Regions from separate parts of the Homo sapiens genome. Here all the other regions are linked to region 1. A link is a contact called in ENCODE Hi-C or POLR2A ChIA-PET data. All regions are on one chromosome and are shown on one strand. The core of a region is the stretch at or near the end of the contact, and the rest is flanking DNA. Distances in the headings are between cores, read along the strand shown.

Region 1 (4,309 bases), core at 693-3,192:
CTTCGGTTTTAAAAATAAGTATTTTTATTTATTTTTAAATAAATAAAAGATCACTGCCACTGCACTCCAGCTTGGGCGACAGAGCAAAAACTTCGGTTTTAAAAATAAATATTTGATTTATCAAAGGTACAATTTCACATTCAAAAATCTAGTTCTGGCCGGGCGCGGTGGCTCACACCTGTAATCCCAGCACTTTGGGAGGCCGAGGCGGGCGGATCACGAGGTCAGGCAATCGAGACCATCCTGGCTAACACGGTGAAAACCCCGCCTCTACTAAAAATACAAAAAATTAGCCGGGGGTGGTGGCGGGCGCCTGTAGTCCCAGCTACTCAGGAAGCTGAGGCAGGAGAATGGCGTGAACTCGGGAAGGGAAGCTTGCAGTGAGCCAAGATCGCTGCCACTGCACTCCAGCTTGGGCGACAGAACAAAACTCTGTCTCAAAAAAAAAAAATCTAGTTCTTCAGGCTTTTAATTTCTTCTAACAAATCTTATTACGTTTGAAAATCTACTAAATTTTAAACAATTTCAAGCGAAACTTTGCAACTTAAAAGTCTCTTTAAAATTTTAAATTCTATTCATAAACCACTCAATTTTCTTTCTTAATATGTCTATTTGCTGATTACAAATAAGCCTTCCTAAGTATTTTACTCTTACAAAGCTAACAAGCGAAATTGTTAAGTACAATGAATCTAAGGTTCTACCACACATTCCAATACTATTTAAGAACTTGAAACTTTTCTTATACATTTTAACCATTCTAAGCCAGTTACACATTTTCAAGTACATATCCGATCTTTATTGAATGAAACCATCATATAATGAATCAGCAATTACTGAAATGTTGGCTCAGAAAATCAGTTAAGTGCAAAGCCCAGATTTTCTATCAACGCCTTTAAAAAAACTGAGAGATGAAATTGTATATATTAATACTTGCCGCCTACCTGATGTTTTTAAGTATATATACACTGTGGAATAAATTTAGCTAACAAATGCATTGCCTAACATAGTTATTTTTGTGGTGAGAACACTAACATCCACTCTCCGTTTTTCAAGAATACGTATATCGTCATTAACTATAGCCTCCATGCTGTACGACATATCTGTGAACTTGTTCTCGTATCTAACTGTAATTACGTATCCTTTCACCTTCCCAATCTCCATCCTCTGGGGTGATGGCGAAAAGCAATTAATTCTCCGAGTGCACTTAGGCAGTGATCACCTTGCGCCTGGGGCCATTCTAAAAGTAGTGGTGGTGAACTCCCAAGCCTAAACTAGGTTAATCCACTATTCCTCCCGCCTCCGACCCTCACTGAAAACCACAACTGACCCTCCTAGCCAGCACACTCGCTGGCTCGCAACAGGACGCAGACAATTGCTGATGTACTTCCCTCTCGACACACTCCCTCCCATGCAGTCGCTAGAAGGCCTGCATTTTTTTGGATAGCAGTAAGATTCGCTCAGAAGTCGCAGTTCCCTTTTGCCGGTCGACCGGGCGAACCCCCTCCCATCTCACCTCTTGATGGTAACGCCTCGGAAGAACGGGTACCACGCGGAGAACTGGCAGTGAAGCACATGCTCCTTCTTCATCCTCCAGCTGCCGCCGCTGCTGCCTTTCCCTCTCCTGCCTGCACCCTCCCGGAACTCTGGGCGCCGGCCCCGGAAGTGCCCGCCGAGCTATTTTGGTTCAAGGACTCTTCCGGTCCCTAAAGCAAGAAGGAAGACCGAGAAAAGGAAGCGGAGGAGAATCCCGGGGCATACGCTTGACACACACGCATACAAAAAGAGCTTTAGTCTCGAAAGAGGAATTACCGAAGTGTCGAGAGAGGAATTTTAAGAAGTTTACAACTCCGTCTTCGCCCTAAACGCACGCTGACCCGGAAAGTAATCTCCTGAAGCTAGGTCAAAGGCGGGGGTTCTACGGATGCCGGAAGGAGGGTGCGCGCCCATCCTTTTAGCACCGCGAGAGGCGCCGGTGTTTCGAGCCGTGGCACCGGCATCGGCTGACACTGCTGCCTCCAGCTAGTTATTTCGTCCTCTTCCGTTCTTCACCCCTACACCTTGGAGTAAGTAACCGGGGCAAGCCAGTCACAGCACAAAACCTCTTTGGGGAGGAGAAGAAGAAGGGGAAAGGGACCACATCTGCATGGTGCGTGCAGCCGCGCGGTGTCTCCCAGGCTGCGGCTGGGCACGCGTCCAGGCGCCCAAGAGGGAAACTGGGGATTGGAGGGAAATTGTGGATTGGAGAGGAAGAGCCTGGGCTACTCCGAGTAAAGAAAGCGGGGAACACCACAGCTAAGTGTTAGTTCCAGTGTAAAGATTGCAGCATCTGCAGAGGAGTAGAATGCTTGGTAGAGGGAATACCGCCTGTACGATCCTGGAGGGTTCGACTTTGGGAGGTAAAAGGCGAGAGGTAAATGTGAGAAAGCAGAGGAAAGAGGAGTCTCCTTGGAGCGCTGAATTCGTTTAGTCTGGCCTCGCAAAAGTTGTCAACCTGGAAAAAACGCAGATTTTTATCAGTATTCCTGCGATGATCGAATCATAAGACTGGAAGAATTCGAATCGAACTTGTACTATCGTTTTTTCCTTTGCTTCACTCCTGTCACCCAGCAAAGTTCAGTTTTGTTTGTTTCGTTAAAAGAATGAGAAGTAACTAGCTGCTTTTATTTATTTATTTGAGACGGAGTCTCACTCTGTGCCCAGATTGGAGTGCAGTGGCGCAATCTTGGCTCACTGCAACCTCCGCCTCCTGGGTTTAAGTGATTCTCCTGCCTTAGCTTCTCGAGTAGCTGAGAGCGCGCGCGCGCCACTACGCCGGCTAATTTTTGTGTTTTTAGTAGAGACGGCGTTTCACCATATTTGCCAGGCTGGTCTCGAACTCCTAACCTTAGGTGATCTGCCCGCCTCAGCCTCCCAAAGTGCTGGGTTTACAAGGCGTGAGCCACGGCCCCGGGCCTACCAACCAGCCGCTTTTAACCCCTAGTCGTGTCGCTTACCACACGAGCTTTAGGCTTGCGCGAGGCATCTGCGTCTAAAAGTATCTCCTTAAATGTACATTCTTCCTGGTTCACCTAAGTAGTTTTAAATTAGAAACAGCCCCACCGACTGCAGGCCTCTTCAGAAGGGTGTTCCTTAGAATAATAAACAATTATCTGCGTATTTTGAGTTAGAAACTCTTCCCCCCAGGAATATATACATTGTTTTGGGTTGTGTTTTGTTTTTCTCAAAAATGTTACTGGCTAAGTGGCTAGTTGGAAGCAGTGCTTTAAAGAATACATTTTCAAAGCAGAGGTAAATAGATTATAATGTTGCAGAGTATGTTGGTGGGGATGGACAGTCATGATTCATCATTTATGCCTTGATCCGGAACTATGCAGTCCTTTCTGATTTGAGGGAAAGAAGCAATATTGTATATATGTCTGGAGGGTGGTGCCAGAAAGACTTAATGGCAGACAGGAGCAGTCGCTCAAATAATTGTTTTGATTTGACTTAGAAAGTAAAAAATTGCGCGGAAGGAGATGTTAGCATCGATGGGGGATTTATTTAGGTCAGATGTTTTCTAATGAAGATAGGAATGAATGTACGGAAGAGAATAGATCCCGGGAACATAGCCCTTCTGCGAGGAGCAGTACTTTAACAGCCCAAGAAACATTTGAGCATAGGCCGGGCGCGGTGCCTCATGCCTGTGATCCCAGCACTCTGGGAGGCCGAGGCGGGCGCATCACCTGAGGTCAGGAGTTTGACCAGCCTGTCCAACATGGCGAAACCCCGTCCCTACTAAAATATCAAAAATTAGCCGGGCGTGTTGGCGCATGCCTGTAGTCCCAGCTACTCGGGAGGCTGAGGCAGGAGAATCGCTTGAATCCGGGAGGCGGAGGTTGCGATGAGCCGAGATCGCGCCACTGCACTCCAGCCTGGCAACAGAGCGAGACTCTTTTTTTTCCGTCTCGGGAAAAAAAAAAAAAAGAGTGTAGAGATTAAGGCAGTTGCAAAGCTTTAATATAGAATTGCAGTTGTGTGTAGAAAAGCAGCTAAGTTTGTAAGCTTAAATATATAGATACTACAGGGAAGGAATTTTTATAGATACCTTTTATTCAGGCAGTATACTTTAGAAGTGTGTTCAATGACTTTTTGGTATTACAGTTGGTTTTAAGTAACTTGTTACACATTTAACCAGCATCAAATAAATTGACATTATACATAGGAGATGCTCAAATACTTTGAATGGATACAGCTAAATGAGGGTTCACTGTATTTTAACCACCGTGGTTGTCTTCACTAAGCCATGAAGTCATTGTATTCATCAAGTTTC
Region 2 (4,309 bases), core at 897-3,396, 1.4 Mb before region 1:
AGGAGCCTGACAGTTTCCTAATGCTTACAGATGTTTCTCAGATCAGTGGATATTAAATGAAGTGATCTTTTCATATTTTGTAATGAAATGTGTCAACAGGTGGGAGACCTGCATAATTCAGTAACCCAATGTTTTCCAAATGATCGATCAGTGAGTATTTTTAACGTTTCTCAGTTTTAACTTCTAATATGGTAAATACGGATAGAAATAACACATAAACAAAAGTCCTTCAAGATCTTCAGTAACTTTTAAGAGTGTGAAGGGGTCCTGAGACCAAAAGCTTTGAGAACCAGCGGTCTAAGTTACTGCTACACAATAAAGTAAGGGAGATCATCTTCAGGAAGTTCCTAAATCATGTAATTCTTTCTCCCCCTTTTTAGTACCTTTCCAAAAGAGTCTTAGCATTCCCATCAGTGAAGAGCAGGCCTACAGACTTTTCATGTGTTGAAGAAGAGAGAAGGAGGAGGAATAGAATTTAAAAAATTGGGATTTACTATTAGAAAGGAATTTTATTACTTTTTTTTTTTTTTTTTTAGAGACAGGGACTCGGTCTCTCACCCAGGCTGGAGTGCAGTGGCACGATGATAGCTCACTGCAGCCTGAACTCCTGGGCTCAAGCGATCCTCCCGCCTTGGTCTCCCAAGCAGCCGGGACTAGACGCGCGCACCACCACACCTGGCTAGAAGGAATTTTTTTTTTTTTTTGAGACGGTGTCTCACTCTGTCGCCCAGGCAGGAGTGCAGTGGTGCGATGTCGGCTCACGGCAACCTCCGCCTCCCGGGTTCAAGTGATTCTCTGGCCTCAGCCTCCTGAGTAGCTGGGATTACAGGCGCGCACCACCACGCCCAGCTAATTTTGGTGTTTTTAGTAGAGACGGGGTTTCACCATGTTTGCCAGGCTGGTCTCGAACTCCTGACCTCAGGTGATCTGCCCACCAAAGTGTGGGGATTACAGGTGTGAGCCACCGCGCCCGGCGGCCCTTCCTCCATGTTTCAGTTGGGCACAAACCCTTCGTAAGGCGACAGAAGGGAACTCTCAGGAGCACTGGGGCACGTCCGCAGAATGCCAACAGGTAGGAGCGGGGATAGGGGGCAGTTAGGTAAACTGGAGGGAAACAGGGTCAGTCGGGGGAAAACAAACAAAGCCTCGGGTTTTCCTGCAATTCCCACACCTGCATCCCTAAGGCTCCCAAGTGGTTACCGGAAAGAAGGCCGTGAGTGTAAGTTGCCCGGGTCCTTGGCGTTTTGAACAAAGAATTGGACAAAACGCACAAAAAAAGTAACAAAACACAGGAATGAAGCAGCAAAAGTAGGGACTTATGAACGCGAGAAAGCACTCCACAGGGTGTGAGTGGGCCCGAGCAAGCGGCTCGAGGCCCCGGTTACAAAGTTTTCCGGGTTTTAGGTACTCCTTCTGAGGTCCCTATCAGCTACCCCGTATCTGGATGAAGGGTTCGGTCTGTGGCTAAAGACTGAGGTGAACTGGCGCCCTATGCAGATGAAGGGATGGCCCGTGATTGGCCCACGGCCAATGCAGGGCACGTTCCCTTCCCATCTGAGAGGTGGTGGAAAGGCAGGGATGCGGGGAGAGCCGCAGCCTGAAGCCTTTGCTACTCGGTGGTGGGAAGATGAGGATTTTTCTTTTGGTTTGGCTTTTGGACGTGGGCGTTAATTGGCCTCAGGTTCCCGCCCCCAGACCCAGGTGTTTTCCTTTTGATCCAGCTTTGGGAAGTCAGCACGAATTGTACTCAAGTTCCCTGCTCTCAGACCCTATTCTCCAGCCTCAACAGTGAGACGCCAAGGGTTGGATCTAAGGGGGCCTACCAGGGGTAGTGGCAGGACACTCGCTAAGCCCCGTCCCCGCCCCGAATCCTCTGAGTATCGTCACCCTCACCCCAAAACCCCGACACACATACTCTCACTCTTACATCCCGACCCCCACGACCGCAGGGTCCTCACCACCAGCAGGTTCCTGTCCTCCACCAGCTGCCGCTTCCGAAGGATCTCTGATTTCAGAATGTCCATCTCGCCGCCAGAATTTAAGCTCCAGTTTCCCGCTCCAGCTCCTCGAACCCAGCCTCACTGGGCCGGCGGCCGCGAACCCACTGAGTATACGGAACAACAAGCCCAAACACCTGAGAACAACTGACAGGAGCCGCTTCCGGCGGAAGCTGGGATGAGAGAGATGAGGGAAGAGAGTGGCCCGGGGCGCCTGTGGTGGCCAAAGCAGCTGTGCGTGAGTGCCCACTGGCGGCGCCCTCCGGCAGCGCGCCTGTAGTTTCCCCTCGTAGGGAGGTTTACGTGAACGTGGACGGAAACCCGGGTCTTTGTAGTACTCTCTGCACCTGCTAGTTGAGTTCCAAAAGCCTCTCGAAGAACACCTCAATAATGCCAGTTAAATCAAGATCTTTATTAACTGGAAATTTACATTAGGGTTTCTGAAGTTACTTGCTTGCAAAATTTGCAAAAGGATGAGAAAAATCTAAACAATAATACTAACTTGTAACAATAGAGTGAAAGGGCTGTCTGTTCATTACTAGCCTGTTAAATTTCCTGTGAACTTAAACGACTACAACCATTTAAAGCAGTTTGGAAGTCAATTTATCTTCACTCCCTCTGTTTTAGATTGCTTACCAATCTTGGTGATAATTGAACATTTACCTCAAGCTAACTAATCATTTTTTGGTCATGTGTTCAGCAATCAAGATTTTTCAGTGACATGATTGGAGATGTAATCAGAAATTCCTTTTTTTTTTTTAAATCCAACCCAAGGGAAAAAAAGTTAAATTGAAGAGAAAAATTATGTCAGAGATTTTTTAAGTCCCTAACATTTGTTTACAGTGGACTTATTTTTTTCATGTCATTGAAGCACGTTTAAAAATTGTTTTTGTGAAATCATAATTGAACAATATTTGACATTTCGTTTTTCTTACTCAAAAAAGGTAAGAAATATCATTTTGTTGAGTCAGCTGATAATGGGTAAAATGCTTTACAAAACAAAAAAATGAACAATTGAATTATTTCAATTTAGAAAGTCTTTTGTGGGGGGTGATACTTCATCTAAAAGATATCTGAGGCCAGACGGGGTGGCTCACCCCTGTAATCCCAGAACTTTGGGAGGCCGAGGTGGACAGATCACCTGAGGTCAGGAGTTCAAGACCAGCCTGGCCAGCATGGTGAAATCCCGTCTCTACTAAAAATACAAAAATTAGCCAGGCGTGGTGGCAGGTGCCTATAGTCCTAGCTACTCAGGAGGCTGAGACAGGAGAATTGCTTGAATCCGGGAGATGGAGGTTGCAGTGAGCCGGGATCATGCCACTGCAGTCCAGCCTGGGTGATAGAGCAAGACTTTGTCTCAAAAACAAAACAAAATAAAATAAAATATACCTGACTTTTGCCAGAAATAAGCCAACACAGGAAAATGTCCTTGAACTAAATATGGCAACACTCTTGCATGAATATGGGTTTCCCTCACTAATCAATGAGCAAATAATAATTTATTAGCATTTTCCTGATTTAGGGATTAGGGATTGTTAGACACAAAAAAAACCTGAAGGGTTAAGACAGATGACAGTAACAGCAATGGAAGTTTACAGAGAACACAACGGCTGGCTACCTGGGAAACTGTCAGTGTAAACCAGAGAAGTTACTAGCTACAGTTAACAGCCTCCCCTTACATTTTAGACTTTCATTGATTTCTACGTTTATGTAAACATGTGCACTGAATCCTGATTAAGGCCTGAGATCAAAGAGTGATAGAGAGAAATACTTGAACAAGCAACTGACAAGCAAGCTTTTCCATTCAAAAGGAAGGAAAAAAGATATCCAGGAGCTTTTAGAAATACTTAAAAGAGGCCGGGCACAGTGGCTCACGCCTACAATCCGAGCACTTTGGGAGGCCAAGGCAGGCGGATCAGCTGAGGTCAGGAGTTTGAGACCAGCCTGGCCAACATGGTGAAACCCTGTCTCTACTACAAAAATAGCCGGGCTTGGTGGCACACACCTGTAGTCCCAGCTATTCAGGAGGCTGAGGCAGGAGAATCGCTTTAACCCGGGAGGCGGAGGTTGCAGTGAGCCAAGATCGCGCCACTGCACTCCAGCCTGGGTGACAGGGCAAGACTCTGTCTCAAAAAAAAAAAAAAAAAAAAAAAAGAAAAGAAAAGAAACACTTAAAAGAACAAATCGCCGTGACCCTAAGAGAGACCATATTCATTTAAAAAAACATGCATCCCATTTCATCACAATCATTATTTAAAAAGTGAAATATTGGGACTGGGTACAGAGGCTCACACTTGTAATCCCAGCACTTT
Region 3 (4,309 bases), core at 1,047-3,546, 1.2 Mb before region 1:
TTTTCTGTAGAGACGCGGTTTCATTATGTTGCCCAGGCTGGTCTCAACCTCCTGGCCTCAAGTGATCCTCCTGTCTTGGCCTCCCAAAGCCCTGGGGTTACAGGCACCCTGAGCTACCCTGCTCAGCGGTAAACTGGTATTTTTAATAAGCCCCAACCAGACAATGCAACCCAGGAGAACCATCTCTTGGACGGAACCAGCAGAGCCTGAGAATCCAGCGGGGATGGCTCCCTAGAATGGGGTTCTGGTGAGCCCGGGAGTTGCGGGGGAGCGTAGGACTAGCTCAAAGCAGTACCCAAGGAAGAAGCTCTCATCACCGGCAAAGAAAAGGATGCATGACTCTGCCAGATGATCTGGGCCAAGGCTGTAGTGTGGCCCTGGATGAAGTAAGGCATCTGTGGCTTACGGCCTCTGCGGCAGAGAACTGCTTCCCGGTGAGCTCGTGGTGGGTGGAGGCGGGGAGGAAGAGTCGGTTCTGAGGATGGTGGCCTCCCACCGACGCAGCGGGGATCGGCCTCTGTCCCGCCCAGCCACTTGATTTCCAAGTTCTGCAGAGCTCTGTCCAAGGTCTCTTTCACTTTTTTCCTGAGCTCTCCCTTCGGGGTTAATCTCACCTCTTACGGAGGCTTCGAACACCATTTACATGCTGATGGCACCCAGATTTGCATCTCTGAGCCCCATCCCCACACCAAATTCCGGACCTGTTTCCCTATTAACTTTGGTCTGGAATATCCGGCAGACCTGAGATTTGCAACTCTGAGCCCCACCCCCACACCATCCGGCAGACCTCAGATTTAACATTTCCAAAGCTGAACTCACCCCGAAACTTGTTTGCCTTTCAGCAGTTCTTAGATAAATTATTAGCATCGCTCCTCATTCCCTCCCCCACCCCCCACCCCCGCAAACTGGAAACCTGGGGGTCATCTTATCCTTCTTCCTCTCCTTCCTACGTGCTAAATCACACCAAATCCCTTCCCTGGGCTGCATTCCCCTTGCTTTCAGTTCAAGTACATCTCCGGGCTTGACTAGTACAATACCCTCTTAATGAGAACCGTGACCCTGTCTTCCCCTCTGGGAGAAGCCATCCTCCAGTGGCAGGCGCCTGTAATCCCAGCTACTGGGGAGGCTGAGGCAGGAGAATCACCTGAACCCAGGAGGCGGAGGTTGCAGTGAGCCGAGATCGCGCCACTGCACTCCAGCCTGGCGACAGAGTGGGACTCCGTCTCAAAATAAATAAATAAATAAATATAAAATAAAAGAATGCAGACTAACACGTTCTTTGCAAACTTACTACAGGGTATGAAGAAAGTACACAAAGACAGGAGCAGCCTGTCTTCGAGGTGGCATCACTTCTGCATCCAGCCCAGGATTAAAACCCGGAGCAACTGGCAAGCGGAAATGTTAACGAAAAGGGCATCTGCGTAGCGTGCCAACCTGCCGTGCCACGTAAAGCACGGTCCAGTGACCCAAAACATTTCTGCTCCCAAATAACATTTGGAAAATGCTGACCTACTGCCTAGAAAAGTTCGATCGGCATTCCTGCACACTGCTGTTTTAGAGAGAAGCCCTAAACGATATCTGAAAGTATTTGGTTTATTTTCATCAGCAATGCTTTAGAATCTCGAAAGCCCAGAAAAAAGTTATTTCACGACGTGAAGCTCCCCCCTCGATGTCAATTCGAACACATCCAGGGTTGCGGCTGCCATGTTCGCTCGAACATGTGCAGGACAAACAATGCAACCAGCGGGGAACCGTAAACCTTTTTCCTCGACTTCCTACCACGCACATGAAGTGTTCAAGAAACTTTGCAGGACGTCTCCACATTTCACGAGGCTCCCGTGAACTCCGGAGCCGAGCTAAACAATAGGAAGGACAGATGCTGGGAGTCCCCAAGCATCTAACGCGCCGTTTGTGTTTTCAAAAAACCTCTGCCTGGCGCCCAGGCGGCTTTTCCTGGGCTCCTAGCCTCCTGTGCAAATTGTTCCCATGGTCATTGTCTTCCAGGACGCTCCGCTGCGCACTCGGGGAGCGGGGACAGCGCCCCGCAGAGCGCCGCGCGGTCGAGCCCGGCCAGGTGGCGGAAACGTTCCCGGCCCTTGCAGCGGGGCCCGGGAAAAAGGTGGCCCGGGCGCCAAGGGCGGCTGCCAATGCAACTCGCAACTTTTGAAATCAATCCTTTTTTGCATCATGCAACGGATGCCACCGCTCCTCGGGTTTGCAACCCCCCACCCCTCCCCCGAGACCAATCATTGCCGCGCTCGGGGCTGCACGGCGCCCCCGCCCCCTTCCCGGGCCGCACGCCGCCACCCAGCAGCCAGGGCCGCCTCTTAAAGGGAGGTGGCCGGCCTTAAAGGACCCCCGCGCGCCCAGCCGGCGGGAGCGCGGCGGCCCGGCTCCCGCAGGGCCGCGCCGAGGCAGGCGAGCCCCCGCGGCGCCCAGGCGCGGGCCCGGGCCCCCGCCGCCGCCGCCGCCGCCGGGCGCGGCATTTTTATTCAGGCGACGCTTAAGGGAGCCCGGCCGCGCCCGGTGCATTGTGGGAGCGGCCCGCGGCCCGTTTTCGGGAGGAGGCGGAGGGCGCAAAGCGAGCCGGTAAGCGGCGGGCCCGGCGCGGGGGGGAGGCGCAGGCTTAAAGGGGAATCTGGGTCCGCAGGCCCGCGGCGGCCGTTGCAAATCCCCCTCCGGGCCGCCCGGGACCGCCGGGGAGCCGCGCGCCGCCGGCCCCGCCAGCCCTGCCTGGAGAGGGGCAGCGCCGGGCTTGGTGGGGCCGCTTTAAAAAAGAAGCGCCGCCCGCGCCGCCGCCGCCGCCGCGCGGGGCCGGGGAAGGAGGGAGGGAGGGCGGGGAGGAGCGGAGGGGAGGGCGGCGGCGGCCACGCAGGGGTTAATTTTTTCGCCCGCCGACATTTTTGCGCGGCGGCGGCGGCGGCCCGTGCGCGCGGCGGGAGCGGCCGGCCTGGGGTCGCGGGGTGCCTCCGGGGCCTCCCCGCCTCCCCTTTTCTCCGCGCGGGCCCTGTCGACCCGGGGCGGGTGCGTCCCGGCGTCCTCCCCGGCTCCTGGGCCGCACGCGCGGTGCCCGCCGGCTCCCGCCGCCTCCCGCCGGCCCGAACAGGGATGGCCCGGCCGGGGCCCCGAGCTGCCGCCTCCGCCCCGCCGCCGGCCCGCAGCCCGGGCCTGCTGGGCCTTCCGAGGCGGCGGCGAGGGCCTGAGCCTGAGCCTGAGCCCGAAGGTGTCCCCGGGTTCCTTGCTCCCCTCCCCGGCCGCCTCCGACGCGGGCGTCCTGGAGAGCGCGCCCCATTGTGCGGGGCCGGCGGGGAGGTAGGTCCGGGGTTGGCGGGGCAGCGCGCCGGGCCCACCCCGCTGACCGGCTCCCCGGCTCCCCACGCTCGTTGGAAGAAAAAAAAAAACCAAACCATGGAAATGTGCCCGGGAAGGAAAGGGCTAAACGTTGCTTTAAATATTCATGCCATTGTTTTAAAGGCGTAAACATGTGGCTGCGGGGTCGCCGGGCACCGTCCCTTATTAATGCAAATGGATCCCCCTGGTTCCCTAATCACTGCACATTTCCCCCAGAACCCCCTCCCCCTTCCCATGCCCTCCAAAAATGTAAGAATCTAGTACTTTTTTCATTAGGATGTGAGGCTGATTTGTGTCCTTAGTACCATTTGGAATTTTAAATCTGAGCGCCTTCCTGATACAAGGTGTTTTAAACTTTTTTCCACCCTTAAAACTCTTGAGAAGATAGTAATTTAAAAGGAAGTGATAGCCACACAATTCCCCTCCCCACCTTTTTGGGAGCCAGGAGAGGAATAGATAGGAGGTAGGAAAATAACTGGATGCCTCGTGAGTTGGATTTTTTCTTTTTCTTTTTTTTTTCCTGGTAGGGGTGAGGCTGTGTTAAATGCGAGGTGTTTTTTGAGGAAAGGACTTTGTTGTTTTTGTTGAAAACGCCTTCCAAGTCAAAGTGGTATTCAAACTTTCCCATAACTCTAAGATGGCTTCAAAATTCTCGTCTCTTGTCACTTGCGGCCAGCGCCTGCTCTTTTTGGGCAGGGAGACTTCTTGGAATCGTGTTCGAAGGCTGACTCCTGCTCAGTTGTTACGTTTCCCACCGAAATCATTGCTCATCCCAAACCGTGTTTTTGTGAAGACGGTTTGGATTACTGCCCAAACTCGGGCTTCGTGAGATTTATATGAGCGATGTGCGTCCCAAGGGATGGAAAACTCTATAAATGGGAATTATGTTCTTAATCATAAATTTTATAGGGGAAACCGACCTTAAAACTTGGGGTGTTTGTAATTCTAGTCCCAATAA

Evidence for each region. A loop is a pair of places that touch in the nucleus more often than their neighbours do. ChIA-PET counts read pairs that join two places held with the same protein, here RNA polymerase II (POLR2A). Pooled maps may share reads with other maps.
Region 2: a map of CD8-positive, alpha-beta T cell shows a loop between it and region 1 (13-fold over the local background). The contact joins the promoter of PRPF18 here to the promoter of NUDT5 in region 1. A Hi-C loop is called at or near these places in 4 of 168 maps with a recorded cell type or tissue (CD4-positive, alpha-beta T cell, CD8-positive, alpha-beta T cell and naive thymus-derived CD4-positive, alpha-beta T cell) and 11 of 50 pooled maps. POLR2A ChIA-PET finds 5 or more read pairs at or near these places in 1 of 52 experiments (T-cell).
Region 3: a map of OCI-LY7 shows a loop between it and region 1 (6-fold over the local background). The contact joins the promoter of SEPHS1 here to the promoter of NUDT5 in region 1. A Hi-C loop is called at or near these places in 3 of 168 maps with a recorded cell type or tissue (CD4-positive, alpha-beta T cell, CD8-positive, alpha-beta T cell and OCI-LY7), 2 of 37 single-sample maps with no recorded cell type and 15 of 50 pooled maps. POLR2A ChIA-PET finds 5 or more read pairs at or near these places in 1 of 52 experiments (WTC11).

The regions. Positions count from the first base shown.
Region 1 is chr10:12,193,524-12,197,832 of GRCh38, reverse strand. NUDT5 (nudix hydrolase 5) reads left to right here and starts at 1,942. Exons shown (of 10, transcript NM_014142.4): 1 at 1,942-2,063. It overlaps CDC123 (cell division cycle 123), which reads right to left and starts at 1,645. Exons shown (of 13, transcript NM_006023.3): 1 at 1,514-1,645. The coding sequence starts at 1,587. RefSeq lists an enhancer at 1,629-1,898.
Region 2 is chr10:13,584,802-13,589,110 of GRCh38, reverse strand. It overlaps PRPF18 (pre-mRNA processing factor 18), which reads right to left and starts at 2,146. Exons shown (of 10, transcript NM_003675.4): 1 at 1,959-2,146. The coding sequence starts at 2,024. RefSeq lists enhancers at 1,081-1,676, 1,852-2,191.
Region 3 is chr10:13,346,280-13,350,588 of GRCh38, reverse strand. SEPHS1 (selenophosphate synthetase 1) reads left to right here and starts at 2,296. Exons shown (of 9, transcript NM_012247.5): 1 at 2,296-2,589. RefSeq lists enhancers at 529-1,320, 1,321-2,111 and silencers at 2,181-2,400, 2,531-3,360.